2 separate regions of the Homo sapiens genome follow, and region 2 is linked to region 1. A link is a contact called in ENCODE Hi-C or POLR2A ChIA-PET data. All regions are on one chromosome and are shown on one strand. The core of a region is the stretch at or near the end of the contact, and the rest is flanking DNA. Distances in the headings are between cores, read along the strand shown. Region 1 has its middle 25 kb from the start of TVP23A. Region 2 overlaps CLEC16A (C-type lectin domain containing 16A).

What was found. A loop is a pair of places that touch in the nucleus more often than their neighbours do. ChIA-PET counts read pairs that join two places held with the same protein, here RNA polymerase II (POLR2A). Pooled maps may share reads with other maps.
Region 2: a pooled map shows a loop between it and region 1 (3-fold over the local background). The contact joins two enhancer-like sites. A Hi-C loop is called at or near these places in 1 of 50 pooled maps. POLR2A ChIA-PET finds 5 or more read pairs at or near these places in 2 of 52 experiments (AG04449 and activated T-cell).

What each region holds. Positions count from the first base shown.
Region 1 is chr16:10,841,838-10,844,930 of GRCh38, reverse strand. No RefSeq gene overlaps it. Among named protein-coding and RNA genes, the nearest start is that of TVP23A, 25 kb to the right of the region's middle. RefSeq lists an enhancer at 1,670-1,899. Within about 2 kb of position 1,775, at least 7 of the 41 ENCODE cell types and tissues checked have a DNase peak (open chromatin) inside an H3K27ac peak, as active enhancers do.
Region 2 is chr16:10,962,910-10,965,818 of GRCh38, reverse strand. The region is part of intron 3 of CLEC16A (C-type lectin domain containing 16A); the gene reads right to left. Among named protein-coding and RNA genes, the nearest start is that of CLEC16A, 20 kb to the right of the region's middle. RefSeq lists an enhancer at 223-302. Within about 2 kb of position 1,643, at least 8 of the 41 ENCODE cell types and tissues checked have a DNase peak (open chromatin) inside an H3K27ac peak, as active enhancers do.

The DNA of each region.
Region 1 (3,093 bases), core at 526-3,025:
TGCACTCCAGCCTGGAAGACAGAGCGAGACTCCATCTCCAAAAAAGGAAAGAACAAAAGAAAAGAAAAGAAAAGAAAGGAAAGGAAAGGAAAGGAAAGAAAAGAAAAGAAAAGAAAAGAAAAGAAAAGAAAAGAAAAGAAAAGAAAAAATGTCCGTGGCCAGGTACAGTGGCTCACACCTGTAATCCCAGCACTTTGAAAGGCGGAGGTGGGAGGATGGCTTGAGCCCAGGAGTTCAAGACCCACCTGGGCAACATAAAGAGCCCTCATTTCTACCTTAAAAAAAAAAAATGTTCAAGTCCTAACTCTCCATACATGAGCAAACTTAATTCGAAATAGGATCTTTGCAGATTTCATTAAGAATCTCAAGATGAGATCATCCTTGATATAGGTTTGACACAGGTCAAAATCCAAAGACTTGTGTCCCTATAAAGAAAGTAGAGGGAGATTTGAGACACAGGAGAGAGAGGAGAAGGCCAGGTGAAGATGGAAGCAGGGACGCCCAGGGGTGGTGGCTCACACCTGCAGCCCCAGCACTTTGGGAGGCCGAGGTGAGAGGATGGCTTGAGTCCAGGAGTTCCATACCAGCCTGGGCAACACAGAGAGACCTTGTCTCTACAAAAAAAGTTCTAAAAATTAGCAGACATGGTGGTCTGCGTCTGTAGTCCCAGCTACTCTGGTGGCTGCGGATCACTTGAGCCTGAGAGGTGGAGGCTGCAGTGGGCTATGATCATGCCACTACACTTCAGCATGGGTGACAGAGAGACCCTGTTTCAAAAAAAATAACAAGTCTCCAGCATTTTATTTTGGGGAAATTGGGTTTGGTTCATGCTGGTCCCTCTTCCCTGTTGCAATGGTTTTACTGAATGAAATCTTCTTCAGTGCATTAGCTAGTGGTGGGCTCTGTTTATCTTTGATGGGCAGAGCCAGAGGTATAAAAACAGTGTGCTCATTCTCCTCCACCTTCCAATCTCCTGTCTGGGCCCCGCATTGGCCAATGGGAGCCTGTGGGTGGTGGGCACCACAGCTGCCTGCTGATTGGGGCTCTTATGGTCAGCATCTGTGCAGACGGCAGGTGGGGAAGGGAAGAGAAGGGAGGGGAATCCCTCTGGAGGCAACAGAAGCTAGCCAGCACACCCTGCTTCCTGGGCGCTTCTCGTGGCATCAGCAACAGTCTTATCATGACTGTCCCTTAAAACATTCCAAGGCTGGGTGCGATGGCTGATGCCTATAATCCCAGCACTTTAGGAGGCTGAGGTGCGTGGATCACTTGAGCCCAGGAGTTTGAGACCACCCTGGGAAACTTGGCAAAATCCCATCTCTACAAAAAATACAAAAATTAGCCGGATGTGGTGGTGTACACCGTAGTCCCAGCTACTCGCGGGACTGAGAAGTGGAAGGATCGCTTGAGCCCAGGAGGTCAAGGCTGCAGTGAGCCAAGATTGCACCACTGCACTCCAGCCTGGGTGACACAGCAAGACCCTGTGTCCAAATTAAAAAAAAAAATTCGAAAATGTCTCACTTCTTCTGGGCAATGTGCTCTGAACTTCCAGCTTTGGTCTCAGGACACACCTAAGACACAGCGGCTCTCCAGGTGGGTTCTGATGTCAGATAAAGACATGCATGACCCTGCCTGTTGGGTCACACGGCTGGCAGGATGGCTCTGAAGGCCTCATGTGTGTCTGGCCTGTGCTTAAATCCCAGCCAAGGGAAGCAGCCGCCCAGTCCCAAGGCCTGGCTTTCGGTTTCAGGCTGCCTGTGGTCACACCAAACTCAAGGACTCTAGAAAATATTGTCCTGGTTCTGCAGCCTCTGGAAACCCCCTAAAACTCCCAGCAGGTGGGAAGGTGCAAGGGGCTGTGAGGAGGAAGCCTCAAAGGCCCCAGTCCCCACGCCTCGCTGGGGTGCCTCTCTCCTTCTAGGATCTGGGAGTAAGGTTTCTCTTCTGACATCCTCAGCCTGGCCCTCCTGCCAGCCTCCACCCCTCACCAGGAAAGGAGAATACTCATTTATTATATTTTATTTATTTATTTATTATATTTATATATTTATTATATTATTTATTTTTACAGACAGCATCTCACTTTGTCACCCAGGCTGGAGTGTAGTGACATAATCACAGCTCACTATAGCCTCGAACTCCTGGGCTCAAATGAGCCTCCTGTCTCAGCCTCCCAAGTAGCTGGGACTATAGACATGCACCACCAAGCTCAGCTAATTTTTTAATTTTTTTTAGAGACGAGGTCTCACTCTGTTGCCCAGGCTGGTTTCAAACTCATGGGCTCAAGCAATCTTCCCACTTTGGCCTCTCAACATGCTGGGATTACAGGTGTGAGGCACCATGCCTAAACTGGAGAATATTTAAAATCCAGAAAGGAAACAAAAACTGTGCTATTAGGAGGCAGGACAATGGTTCCTCTGGCAGGGGAGTGGCTGGAAGCGACTGACCCCCACAGGGGCTTCTGGGGGCTGCAAACATCCTGTTTCTTGGTCTGGATGCTGGATCTCCGGGAGTGTTCAGTTTCTGAAAATGCATTAAGTTGTACATTTATGATTTTGCACTTTATATATGTTATGCTATTGTTTAAAAAATATATATATTTTTTGATAGAGTGAAGCTTTGGAAAATAGCCTGCCAGTTTCTCAAAAGTTACAAAGGGAGCTGGGCATGGTGACTTACACCTGTAATCTCAATGCTTTGGGAGGCTGAGGCAGGAGGATCACTTGAGACCAGGAGTTGGAGATCAGCCTGGGCAACATAATGAGACCCCCATCTCTACAAATATAAAATTAGCTGAGCATGGTAGCGCACTCCTGCAGTCCCAGCTACTCAGGAGGCTGAGGCAGGAGCCCAGGAGTTGGAGGCTGCAGTGAGCTGTGATCCCACCGCTGTACTCTAGCCTGGGCCACAAAGTGAGACCCTCTCTCTCTAAAAAGAAAAAGTAAAAAAGAAAGGTGTTCTAAAATTGACTGTGGTGAAGCTTGGACAACTTTGTTTGTATACTAAAAGCCAATGGCTGGGCACAGTGGCTCACACCTGTAATCCCAGCACTTTGGGAGGCTGAGGTGAAATGATGACTTGAGCCCAGGAGTT
Region 2 (2,909 bases), core at 394-2,893, 120 kb before region 1:
GTGGGGGGCCACCATAGGACAGTTGGAGGTGCCTCTATTATCAGGCTGGGATTTTTCTACTACCCCCTCACTGTGTGGCTGACTTTCTGTGGTATCCTTTTCTAATAAACCCGGGAGCCTGTACGTAATCTCAGTCTCTCGGGACTCTGTCACTTAGGTCACTAACCCCAACAGGCAACAGGTGCATTTGTGAAATGGTAGCTTGTAATAGTGAAAAGCTGGAAACCACCTAAATGCCCGTGGTCAGGTTAAATAGATTATAGCACAACAAGCTGCCACTCCTAAACCAAACCAGGCAGGGTTACAGAACGGGACAATGAGATCTAGGATACACTGGGAAGGTGGGAAAAAGAAAAGCAAACAGCAGAATGGCTGGTGCACAATGGATCGTTAGGGTTGAATTCTGCAGAAACTTGACTTTACATTTTTCTAACATTTGGCTTTTCGTTATTTAACAATGAGGACATTTTTTCTTCTGTGATTAGAAAACAAAAATAAAAGCAAAGGTCTTCTATCCTCCTCACCCCTTACAAATCCAAGTTCTGTAAACGTGCAATGATTTCTACCCTTTTTGCAGGGCTTATAAAAGCACTGTGGTGAAGGGGCTATAAAGCCAGGGGCATCTGCCTGGGTTTCCCACAGCAGGGCACCCTTTTCGGTGCCAGGACAAGAAAAGCCACGCATACTGCATGATCTCAATTACAGGGAGAATCTAAGACAGTCAAATTCATAGAAGCAGAGAGTCAAAGGGTGGTTACCAGGGACTGGGGAGGAGGGAAATGGGGAGACGCTGATCAAAGGGTACGACGCACGATGAGTAAGTTCCGGAGCTCTCATGTACAGCACAGTGACTACAGGTCATCCTACTGTGTTACAGACTTGAAATCTGCTAACAGATCTACTGCATATTTTCATCACCCAAGGTGCACACACAACCCCCACCCACACACACGCACAAAAGTGAGGTGATGGATATGTTAATTCACTTGATTGCCGTGATTATTTCACAATGTACACATTTTTTTGTGTATATGTATATATTAAATCAAGTTGTACACATTAAATATATACAATTTTTAAAAGCCACATAATTCAGAGAAACACTCTAAAAGCCGTAAGTTTTGATCGCCCCACCCCCATCTCAATCCAGTCACCCCGTGCCTAGCTGGACTTTGAGAGGCTTCCCAGGGCAGGGACACTGAGGGTGATGTTGCCTTAAAGGATAAAACCGACACCATGGCCATGTCCTATCTGCCAGACCCTGTGCCTCGCTCTGAACACCTGCTCTCACGCTCACGCCCAGCCACTCTATGCTGCAGCCACTGTGCTCTCCTCTTGACAGATGCACAAACAGCAGCTCGGAGCCTTCACTGTCCAGGCACGTGCAGGGAGCCAGTGTGGGGCAGAACTGGGCCTGGGACCTGGTTCAGTCTGAGTCAAGGGCCTGTGCCACTGAGCTGGATCTTCCCCTCAGAGCTTTTAGAAACCGCAGTCATTTCACATCCAGTGAAACAGGCGCTGGTAACAAGGGAAACCATTTAGGGAGACAGGAGTCGGCCCACATTTGTCAACTTGCGGTCACCGGGAAGCATAAGGCGTCTCTGAGGCAGCAGCACCACCTAGCGGCGGCTGCGAGAGCCATCACTCAGCAGCCCTTTCACCTCTCCCTCTTGGCCAGAGGAATGCCACCATCTCTACCTCTTTCTGCCCACTGCAGACTTTTTTCAGACCTGTCCTGGGGACTTAGAGCCTGCCTCTGATATAGACATTTGGCCACTTGTCCCCCACTTCTGGCGGGCAGGGCCCGGGCTTGGTGAAGTCACCTTGGAATAACAAAGCTAGCAGTCTAGCGTGGAGGATTAGGAACCAAACCAGGGTTTCTCAGCCTCGGCACTGGGGACAATTTGGGCTGGGTAATTCCCTGTTGTGGGGGGCCTGTCCTTAGCAGCACCCCTACCCTCTACCCACTAGATGTCAGCAGCACCCCCAAGAATGTTTTTAGATGATGCCAAATGTCCCCTCACTGAAGACCACTGAGCTAATCGCCTGGGATGAAACCCCTTCTCTATTCTGGCTTTGCTAGAGCTGGCGCCTGGGTGTTAAAATGAAAGCACTGATGGCACCTGCCTCTCAGGGGTGGTTATTACGGATGACGAAACTGAGGCTTAGTGAGGGCAGGTAAGAAGTTCGGAGTCACACACTCACTAGCTGGGTGGAGGGACTGAAGCAGGAGGGTTGGTACCAATGCACACACCCTTGCCTGCCCTCTGGCAGAGATCTTCCTTGTCTTACTTCTTCCAGTGCTTATTCCATTGGCTGATGATTCAGCGACCCCAACTCTTTAATAGCAAGTCATAAAGAAGAACTGCAAACACCCCCAGCATCATCAGCAGAGGGGAACCCTCTGATAGTACCCACCACACAGAAACAAACACAGGCTTAGGGACTGAACTATGTCTCCCTCAGGTTCCTACATTGAAGCTCTAACCCCCATTGTGGCTGTATTTGAAGACAGGGCCTTTGGCGAGGTAATTAAGGTTAATGAGGTCATAAGGGTGGGGGTTCTCATCCAATAGGACTGGCGTCCCCATAGAAGGAGGAAGAGACACCAGCTAGCACTCTCTCAATTTCTCTCCACTCACACACAGATGAAAGGCCATGCACAGCAAGAGGGTGGCCGTCTGCAAGCCAGGAAGAGAGCCCTCACTAGAAACCAACCCTGCTGGCAACTTGATCTTGAACTTTTTTTTTTGTTGTTGTTGGAGACAAGGTCTTGCTCTGTCACCCAGGCTGGAGTGCAGTGGCACAATCACGGCTCACTGCAACCTCGACTTCCTTGACAAACAATCTTCCTGCCTCAGCCTCCTGAGTAGCTGGGACTACATGTGCACACCACCACACCCAGCTAA